2 separate regions of the Homo sapiens genome follow, and region 2 is linked to region 1. A link is an interaction called in ENCODE POLR2A ChIA-PET data of the cell type or tissue named here. Cell type or tissue: GM12878. All regions are shown on one strand.

Region 1 (5,000 bases):
ATGCCTTAAGCCCAGGTTAGAAATATAAAAACATGTGGCTCTAGCCATCATTGTTAACGCAATTCTAGGTATTCATCTGGCTGTAAAATCTTGACTGTGCTTTTCAAAACCTATACAAAGATCAGCTGAAATACACAGACTTGTTCATGATTTCTTAAAGAGCATTCAGTGGTTTCAGTACTCTAGATCTCCTAAAAGTCTTTTACTGAACTAAATTAGACTGTTCAGAAAACCTCACATCAGAACCATGGTATATTATATTGTCCTCCCATAGAATTATTTTACCTCACTTTTAAAAAGTACATTTTTTTCTCTCTTACTAGATTTTTATTGTAAGCAGTGAAAAGTACTTTTAAGAAGGCAGAATACTATTTAAATTCCCACATTTTTAAAATATTCTTAGAAAACACCAATTTTATCCATTATGTAGATGCTCTGTAGCTTATTAATCATTCTGTTGTTTGTTAACTGTTGTTCTAAAGATTTTTTACTACAGTTAATTACTGTAATTTGAGATGGACTTAACATATAATTACTGTGTTTATCTGTGATTCAGTAATGTGGCTTATTTGATTAAAATTATATTTACAATGTGAGTATCAAATGGGATTGTTTGAGCTCATAGAGTAAATTTGTTTGAACTATTGAGATCACCGAGATGGTATAGCTAATAGTAAAATTACTGCTGTTTATATAATTCTGTATTGTCAGATACTATAAAATCTTAAGTTGTTGCTCTTTATAATTATCTGAATGTACCATCTTAGATTTAACATCTGAAGATCTGAAGAAACTTTAATGCTTATTTTTAAACTACAGTGTAACAATTTTATGCTCTCCTCAGAAGAAAATTATAATTTAAATCAATGGATTGGCAGCTGCTTTAAGGGATTTATTAGCATTGTGTCTAATACATACATAATTACATCAAAATTCAGCATATCTAAAACTTGAGTTTATTTCTGAGAAACTTTTGGCAAGTAAGACTGTGAACACAAGGGGTTTAGCAGATTCCCCATATGTAAGCTCTGTATTTAACACTAATTGAAACTTATGTGTAGAAGATGGTCTGTCACACCACCAGAGTTTTGTAGTTTTCTATAGAAACTCAGTCTACTATAGTAAGAGTGCTTTCTCCTGTTCGTATTCATTCAAGGAAGAAGCATATATTGAACCTTCTTCATTTGCCAAATGCTAAGTCAAGTATTGGTAATACTGAGGTCTTACAACCTGATGCTTGTTCTTTAGTAGTTATGTATTTACTTGTTTTGATTTTTAAATTGTGTCCACTCTGTTTTCCCACATCTGCCATTGTTTATTCCATCCTGTTCTAACCATTATAGCAGATTGGTACCATTGAAAGAATAGCAAATTGAGAATCAGAAGACTTGGTCTCTCTTTGTCTGGGTCTGCCACTCATCCCTCTGTAATTCTAGAAAAATTATATAACTTCTCTGAACCTGATTATTCATCTGAAAATGAGGAGATTGGACCAGTTGATCATAAGACCTCATCTAGCTCCAAAATTTTGAAAATTAAATTTCATTCCCTTCTGCTGTTATCAGGCTGTGAAACTAAGATATGAGGGCTATGTGAGTTTACATCTACAGAACTTGATTTATCTATAAATAAATTTTTATGAAAACCTTAAAAGCAAAATCATACTGATTTTCATTTTGGCCCTGGGAATGTGCTTATTGTGCTTACTGACATTTTAAAAAATTAGTATGGTCATAACTCTTTATGTTTCTGATCCTTTTATACTTTTTTTTTTTTTTTTTTTTTTTTTGAGATGGAGTCCCGCCCTGTCGCCAGGCTGGAGTGCAGTGGCACAATCCCGGCTCACTGCAACCTCTGCCTCCCGGGTTCAAGCGATTCTCCTGCCTCAGCCTCCCGAATAGCTGGGATTACAGGCATGCGCCACTACGCCCAGCTAATTTTTGTACTTTTAATAGAGACGGGGTTTCATCATGTTGGCCAGGATGGTCTTGATCTCTTGACCTTGTGATCCGCCCGCCTCGGCCTCCCAAAGTGCTGGGATTACAGGCGTGAGCCACTGCACCCGGCCGATCCTTTTATACTTTTACCAATTAAATGAGTAAAGCCAAACTGGCAACACAGAGAAGACTTTGAAGCTGATGATTTGCTGTCATTAACATAGATTAGTTACTGGACTAGAAAATGGTAGCGCTTATTTTCAACATAATTAGGCTTCATTGCTGTCAGTTTAGTATGTTTTGTATTTGATGTGTCATTATTCAAACAGAGTATCTACTTTTTGCCTCTCAAAATTATTGGTAATAATAACTTTCCCTGATTTCCCCCTTCTACCCTCCCAGGGGTGTTTTTGCTAGTTACAAGCTTACAAGAGTATTTTATATTTTTAGATATGATATTTAGGTTACTTGATAGTAAATGAGAATTAAAGTTCACATGTAAAAACAAACATGCAAGAACACTAACAACAATTTTGAAAGTTAATGAAGTAGTACTGGCACTACCAGATATTTATAAAGCTACAATTTGCCAAAGTACAGACTAATGGGATGAAATAGAGCAGATAGTATAAAAATGTCCCCAAATACATATGAGAATTTAGTATATGGTAAAGTTGGCATTTCCAGTCAGAGAGAAAGAATAGATTAAACAGTATATGACATGGAGACATTGCTTAAGACTTGGCAGTATTTTAAAAAAAAGGAAAATCTGACTCCAGCCTGGGCAACGGCAAGACTCTTTCTCTTTAAATAAGTAAATAAATAAATATGAATAAATGGGAAAATCTGGATCCCTACTTGACTTTTGTACATCAAAGAAAATTCTAGGTGAACTTAAGTTTCATACTTAAGAAATAAAATTATAATTCCAATTATTTTTAATAATCTAGGATTAAGAGAAGACCCTTCTAAACATGCCACAAACCCAGAAATCATAAAGAAAAGGAATGTTTGATTTTTGCAAAATTAAAAAATATAAAAAATTGTTAAAATATCAAATAATGACAAACTAGCAATTAAGACAAAGCTTATTTCCTACAATGAACAAAAGGCTCTTATAAACCAATAAAAGTGGATAATCCTGTAGTAGAACAATGACAAATTATATGAATAGATACTTCGAAGAAAAAATAATTCATATTGCCAGTAAATTTACACATGTACAGATGCTCAGCTTTATTCATAACTTTTAAGTGTAAATTAAAAAATCACTCAGTGAATGTTGGTATGGCCATGAGGAAGCAGGTGTCTTACATTCTGGTTGAAATGTATTTGGTACAGCCTTTTTTTTTTTTTTTAACAGTACTTTATCATTATCTGTTAAAATACAAAAAATATATTTTTTTGACTAAGCATTTTACTCCACGAACTTTTCCTACTCATATACTTTTATAGATCCACAAAAAATAAGCTATACAGAGATATTTATTGTAGTATTGTATGCAAGGAGAAAAAATCTGAAGACGGATTGACCATCAACTTATTTGATTTTTATTTATTTGATTGTCCACCAGTAAATAAATTGGTTGATCCATTCAAAGAGTTCAGTTTTTTATAGCTTAATACAGCTGAGATAAATCAGTAAATATTGTTGAGTGTCAAAAGCTAGTTGCAAATTTACAAAAAATAAATGATGAGTGGTAGAAAGATTCAAGTAAAATAATAGAAGTTAGTTCTGAACTGGAGTTGTTGCTAGTGCTTAATAGGGCCCCATCCAACATTTAAAATGTCCCAACTTTCAAAGAGAAGGATGTGGCAGACACTGTTGTTTGCTTTCCCAAAAGTCATTGGCCCTTTCTTCTGTTAACCAAACCATAATTTTGTTTAATGGCAAGTTGCCTAACCCCAGGGCATGAATGGTTAATCATGATTAGTCTAAACCAGTCATTATTATCCTTTGGCAAATTATTTCACTTTACCTTCCTCCCATGTGACACAATTCTGGCCAATGAGACATAAAGAAAGTCTACTGGAGGACATTTGACAAAAATGTCTTCCCTGATGACAGTAGAGAGATGCTGAAAGAATTCTTTGCCTCCCTGCTTTGGGTGCTCTATATAAGGATGTGATGCTTAGAGTTGGTATTGGCAAGTTTCAAAAATGAGAAGGCGGCCAAGAAAATTGCAGAAAGTTAACCTAGCACCATGATTTGGTTGAACTCTGAAACAATCTTGGAGCTGTCTACTTGCAAAATTTTGTTACATGAGCTAATTAATCTACTGTTAGTTAGGTTTTCTGTTACTTGGAGCTGAAAATATCCTAACAAATAGTGAATTTGTGGAAAGCTATTTTTTATTAGATTCTGTATTTCTGTGACAGCTCTGAAAACTGTTCTTTTCCTTTGTCTTAGCTAATCAGTAATGAATATGTGCATTGGACCGTGAAGCAAAAATAGAGTTGAGATTAATTCATAAGTTAATGCAATAACATATCTTCCTCAGGAATTCAAAGGACTTCGAAAATATTTGTTAACTTTTTTTTTATCCCCCCTCCCACAGGGTTTCTTTATGTTAAATATTCTGACAATCTCTCCCATTTGCTTAGAGGATAAACCAAGGAAGGAAGAGAAAAGATGTGATTCAGACATATAGATAAAATTTTTTTACTTCCCCTTTAGCTGTTCTATTTTGAGTTTTAAAGATGTTAAAGAAGAAATAGAGTTGAAGGATTATCATTGTAACTTCCTAAAACAATTATAAAAATAACGAGTTGGCAGTGATAATTGTTGTATCATTCTTATTTTCTGTTTTTTTCAGATAAATGTTCTTTCAAAATATGTTAATGATTAACGTTTACTGATCTGCTTGATTAATTTTTCTTTGTGAGTCAGTTTCTAAACTGGTTAAGGTTAAAGACTGGTTAAGGTCCTGGCATTTAGTTGAGCTTTTTAGCAGTTGAATCTTAAAGTTTTTAAAATCGTTTATGTTGCAGGTCTTTTGTCCTTCCCTCCTCCCCCGCAAATATACCCATTAGAAACTGTTAAATTGGCCAGGCATGGTGGCT
Region 2 (5,000 bases), 500 kb before region 1:
ATGATACTAATGTTGCCAGGTAAGAAAGAAAGTGAAGAAGAAGGGAGGGACAAGCTGGTCTCCAGACTGGATTAGGATACATTAAAAAAGCTTAAAAAGGGCAGACGGAGACATTAGATTTTTTATTACTTCTTTATAATCTTGAGATGGTTGGCATTTTCTGTAATATATTGTTTTTATAACTGGAAAAATTCTATTTATGCTAATTACCACCCTCTAAATATTTCTCAGCTTTATAAAATCATGAAAATATTTGCAAATACTTTTGAACAAGAAATTTTTTTTTTTTTTGAGATGGGGTCTTCAGGGGGAGTGCAATGGTACAATCATAGCTCACTGTAACCTCGAACTCCTGGGCTCAGACTATCCTCCCATCTCAATCTCCCAGCTACTCAGGTATGAACTACCACACCCAGCCAGAAATTCTTATATTTATTATTAAATGCAAAGAAGAAGGTGCAAAACAATGTGATCTTTACTATGTAAAAATTTACATGAAAGAGACTGGAAGCCTATGCATCAGAATGTTAATAGTTGTTGCTTTTAGGTAGTGCCATTGTGTGTAATACTTTTCTACACCTTACAAATTTTCTGTGATTGTCATATATTGTTTTCATAATAAGAAACAGATAACAGTTTCACAATTAGAGGACTAATACATCAAGAAGCTACTATTATCAACAGTTAAATTTCAAAATACAGAGTATCGATAGCTACAAAAATTTGCCCTATGACCAAGAGATTTTTTTTAATTTAGGAACCACTGGTATACCTTCAGAAAACAGTAGGAATTGGTGTGTGTGTAGGAGGTGATAATGAATCATATTTTTTTTTTTAGCTGTCAAACTGTTTTCTCCAGGCAGCAGTTCTGTGAGGTCCAACTGAAGTATGAGAACCTTGATAGTAGGGACATTACCAGAAAAATGGCCCAAAGGTCGATGGGGGGAGGAACAGTAAATGATCAAAAGAGTAAGGCAAGAGTCCATGAAAACAGAAGCGTCAATAGAGAAGGATCAATAACTTATTTGATCCAAAGGAACTGAAAGCAGGAACTAAAACAGGTATTTGTACACCCACGTCCCTAACAGCATTATTCACAACAGCCAAAACATGAGAGCAACCTGTGTCCATCAACCCGTGTCCATCACATGGATATATAAAATGTGGCATATCTACATGGCGGAATATTATTCAGCCTTAAAAAGCAAAGAAATCATGTCAATGCTACAATGTTGTTGTAATCCTACAACATTAGACGAACCTTGAGGACATTGTGCTAAGTGAAATAAGCCAGTCACAAAAGGACAAATACTGTAGGGTTTCACTTATTTGAGGTACCTAGAATAGTCAAATTCAAAGAAACAGAAAGTACAATGATGGTTTTCAGGGGAGCTGGGGGGAGGAGGGAATGGGGAGTTGTTGTTTAATGAGGACAGAGTTTCTGTTTTGCAAAATGAAAAGATTCCAGAGATGGATGATGGTGATGGGTGCACAACAACATGAATGTATTTAATGCCAATGACCTGTGTACTTAAACATGGTTAAGATGGTAATTTTTCTGTTACATATTTTACCACGATTAAAATATATACATATATATTTTAAGTATCTGTATTTACATATAGATATAGTCTTATCTGTGTATATATATATATATATATTTCATCTATAAATATATGAAAGAAAGAAAGAAACCATCAGAATTAGAAGTCCTGAATAAGTTTCCGATTTGGAATGCAAGAAAGGTTTAGGAGTGTCAATGATGCAAGCATCAAATGACCTTATTTCTGAGACTAAATTCTTTAAATATAAATTATAGAAGTCAGCTCAGAAGTGAAAATCCAGATCAAAAGTGAAAATAAGAAGGGATACTGTGTGTAATTTGAACATAATATACCAAACTTCTTTGTGGTTTTTTTTTGAGACCCTCTCATAATAGCCAGCTTGGAAAAATTCCCCACAACTAGGAAAGAACCTACAAATCCAAGCAACATGATGACATTTTCTCATCAACAGGAAAAAACATAAGCATAAGGGAAACTCTGAGTGTCCTTAAAATGTACTCGATACCCATTTTGTGCTATTACCACAGATTTAAAGAATTCTAGAGCTGGACAGAAGCTCTCAGATAGAACTGTTCCAGGACTCAGATGTCTAAAGAGGCTTCCCCAAGGTCACTGAGCAATGCCAGATTTAAAGACAAGCCCCTGGAGAAGAGTTCTATTTTGTTTGTTGTGTTTTATTTAATATATTTATTAATTTTGAGATGGAGTTTCGCTCTTATTGACCAGGCTGGAGTGCAATGGTGCAATCTCGGCTCACTGCAACCTCTGTCCCCTCGGTTCAAGCAATTCTCCTGCCTCAGCCTCCTGAGTAGCTGGGATTACAGGCACACGCCACCATGCCCAGCTAATTTTTGTATTTTTAGTAGAGACAGGGTTTCACCATGTTAGCCAGGCTGGTCTCGAACTCCTGACTTCAGGTGATCCGCCCACCTTGGCCTTCCAAACTGCTGGGATTACAGGCATGAGCCACCATGCTTGGCCGTGTTTTATTTTTTTTAAAGAGGTGGCTATTTAAAGGTAAGAAAGCAAGTGTAATTGGAAGGCTCTTTCTACAAGTCATTTTATTCATTAATTTTGTTCAAAAAATACTTGAGTACATCTTGTATAACTCTGCCAGGCACTGGGCTAGGTGCTAGATGATGAACAATATTTCATCATCCTTCCTGTAGCAAACTGGCAATTACAATGTAAAGGAGGCATACAATGCTATTAGTACACATAAGAGGGGGCTCTAATCTGTTCTAGCTAGATTGGTTGAGGATGGCAACCCGAAGGTAGTGATATTTTTAATAATAATAGTAATCACTGTTATCACAGCAAGCTTTATTGACCACCATTATAGGTCAGATAGGGCTTTAAAACTTTCTATGCATAATTTAATCTTCCTTACAATCCTATAAAGTAGAATCTTACTGATGAGGAAATTGAGGCACAGAGAGGTCTCACAGCTCCTAAGTAGTGAAGTCAGACCAGATTGCATGTTTTTTCAAAATCTGCTTCTAGGGAAACCCAAACAAAGACAAGACAGGAATGAAACTTAAGGATCAGAACATTCAGGAAAGAACTGTGATGCTCTGAATAAGTAAAGAGGGAGAAATAGGGTAGGGTTACTACAGATGGGAGAGGCTGAGGAAGGATGGAAGGGATACAAAGCCCATGACCAAGAGCTCTGGGGCAGGAGTGGTTGATTTACATTTGGGATTTTCATAAAGTTCTGTGGAGTGGGAAACAACTCTCTTCTCCAACTCCCCATGAACTTGTTAGTGCTGTGATGACCTGGTTATGCACAGGCTGGAACACGTGCTCTGCAGAGGCCCCCATCAATCTGGGTACAGGACATTTAACAAATGGGTAAGAATTAAAGCAGGGAAGGAGAAGGATGAGGATGCTTTTAGAAGCATCGCCCTGAAGGCAGTCAGAGAATGGATTAGGGAAAATTTAGCAGGGAGAGAGTTGCTAATCCATTAACACAGATAAAAGGTCATGGTGACCAAGAAGAAGGACATGACAGATAAAGTAGATGGGTTTGAAAATTGTTGATAGGTAGAATTCTGACCAGATTTGCCTTCTTACTGGATTCTGAAGGTGAGGAGAAAGGATCAATAAGTCACAGGTTTCAAGCTTGGGTATTTGGATCAATTTGGAACCTCTTGGATATGAGGTGCCAAAAAGATATTCAAGTGCAGATGCCCAGTGGGCACTGGAATATTAGTAAGGAGCTTAGAGACTGATAGAAAGAACCTGAAAAGGGCAATGAGAAGGAAAAGCAAGAAGGGTAGGGTGAGTCTTCAAAGGCCAGGGAGGAGAACGAGTCAAAGCCTGCTCACCACTGAGAGGTTGGGGAAGACAAGAATCCAAATGCATCTGACGAACGTGGCCCACAGGAAAGAGAGGAGGGCGACTATTGGCTTTGGCTACAGCGGAATCCACTTGGTCACCGGTGCAAAAGCCAGACTGGAACAGCCTGAGGGGTGGGCAGGAGTGAGGACAGGGAGGGAGTAACTAGAGACAATCCATCCAAAAGGCTGGCCCTGGCAGGAGAAGTGAATGGAGAGGTAATGAAAGGCAGGGTGATACTGAAGGCCTGTGTTGTTTAAAATGGGAAAGACTTAAGTAGGTTTCAGTGCTCGCAGGACAAAGTCAGTGGGGAATAAAAAGTACACGGTCAGAGAGAGAAAGTCTTTGAGAAGGTGAGAGGGAAGGGCATGGGGTTCAGGGCCTTGGACACGAGGAAGGACTCCCCTTCCACTGAAACAGGAGGCAAGGAAAGCCAGGCAGGTGCAGATGAAGAGTGCTGATTCACAGCGAGAACCTAAGTGAGTCCACCTTCTGGACTCTCTTCCCTCTGTGACAGCAGAGGGATGGCCAGTTACTGAGAGTAAGTAGTGAGATGCAGGAGGTGGAGAGTGGGCAGTGTGTGCAGAACCGCTGGGAGATGCAGGGGCACTGGGATGGCACGGATCAGCAGCTGGAGAGTGGAAAGCTGCCTCCTCAAGTGTGCTTCTCCCGCCTGCCAAGTCATGGGCGCCACATCCCAGTCCTCTATGCATGTGTGGCATCTATCAAACAACACTAAGAACATAAACAAAACCGTGACTATGCTGAGCAGGGCCTTGGGAGAAGTCGCATCTTCCACACAGTGAGATCCGGGAAGTCAGCTGTAGTAAGTGACATCAATTTTCTGTAGGCCTTCATCGCATATGTACAACAAAGACAATGGTCTACACAGAACACGATGGCCCCCCATGACAACGTGCAGCACAATCCGTCTTCATTCTATAGTCAAACCCAGTCTGTCTGTGCAACCCAAATGGGGGATTTTGACGGAAATTACATCATTAGTAACAGACCTTCATGTTTGGTCTGAGCCAGATTTTGTTTCTGGTGCTGTCAACCCTACTAAATGTGGGCAGGTGATCACAGTCCAGGCTCTTC

Evidence for each region. ChIA-PET counts read pairs that join two places held together with the same protein. Peaks named below come from ENCODE experiments on the same cell type or tissue, not always from the same donor. Only the 100,000 strongest peaks of a DNase experiment are listed, where the experiment ranks them.
Region 2: POLR2A ChIA-PET joins it to region 1 with 5 read pairs; 2 of 35 experiments call an interaction of 5 or more read pairs at or near these places.

What each region holds. Positions count from the first base shown.
Region 1 is chr7:131,450,781-131,455,780 of GRCh38, forward strand. All of the region lies in intron 12 of MKLN1 (muskelin 1), which reads left to right. Among named protein-coding and RNA genes, the nearest start is that of PODXL, 100 kb to the right of the region's middle. In GM12878, no CTCF peak of the experiment used is centred here; a DNase peak (open chromatin) is centred at 4,811.
Region 2 is chr7:130,947,021-130,952,020 of GRCh38, forward strand. The region is part of intron 5 of LINC-PINT (long intergenic non-protein coding RNA, p53 induced transcript); the gene reads right to left. Among named protein-coding and RNA genes, the nearest start is that of LINC00513, 36 kb to the left of the region's middle. RefSeq lists a silencer at 3,875-4,043. In GM12878, no CTCF peak of the experiment used is centred here; no DNase peak of the experiment used is centred here; H3K4me3 peaks cover 1,526 bases; H3K27ac peaks cover 3,096 bases.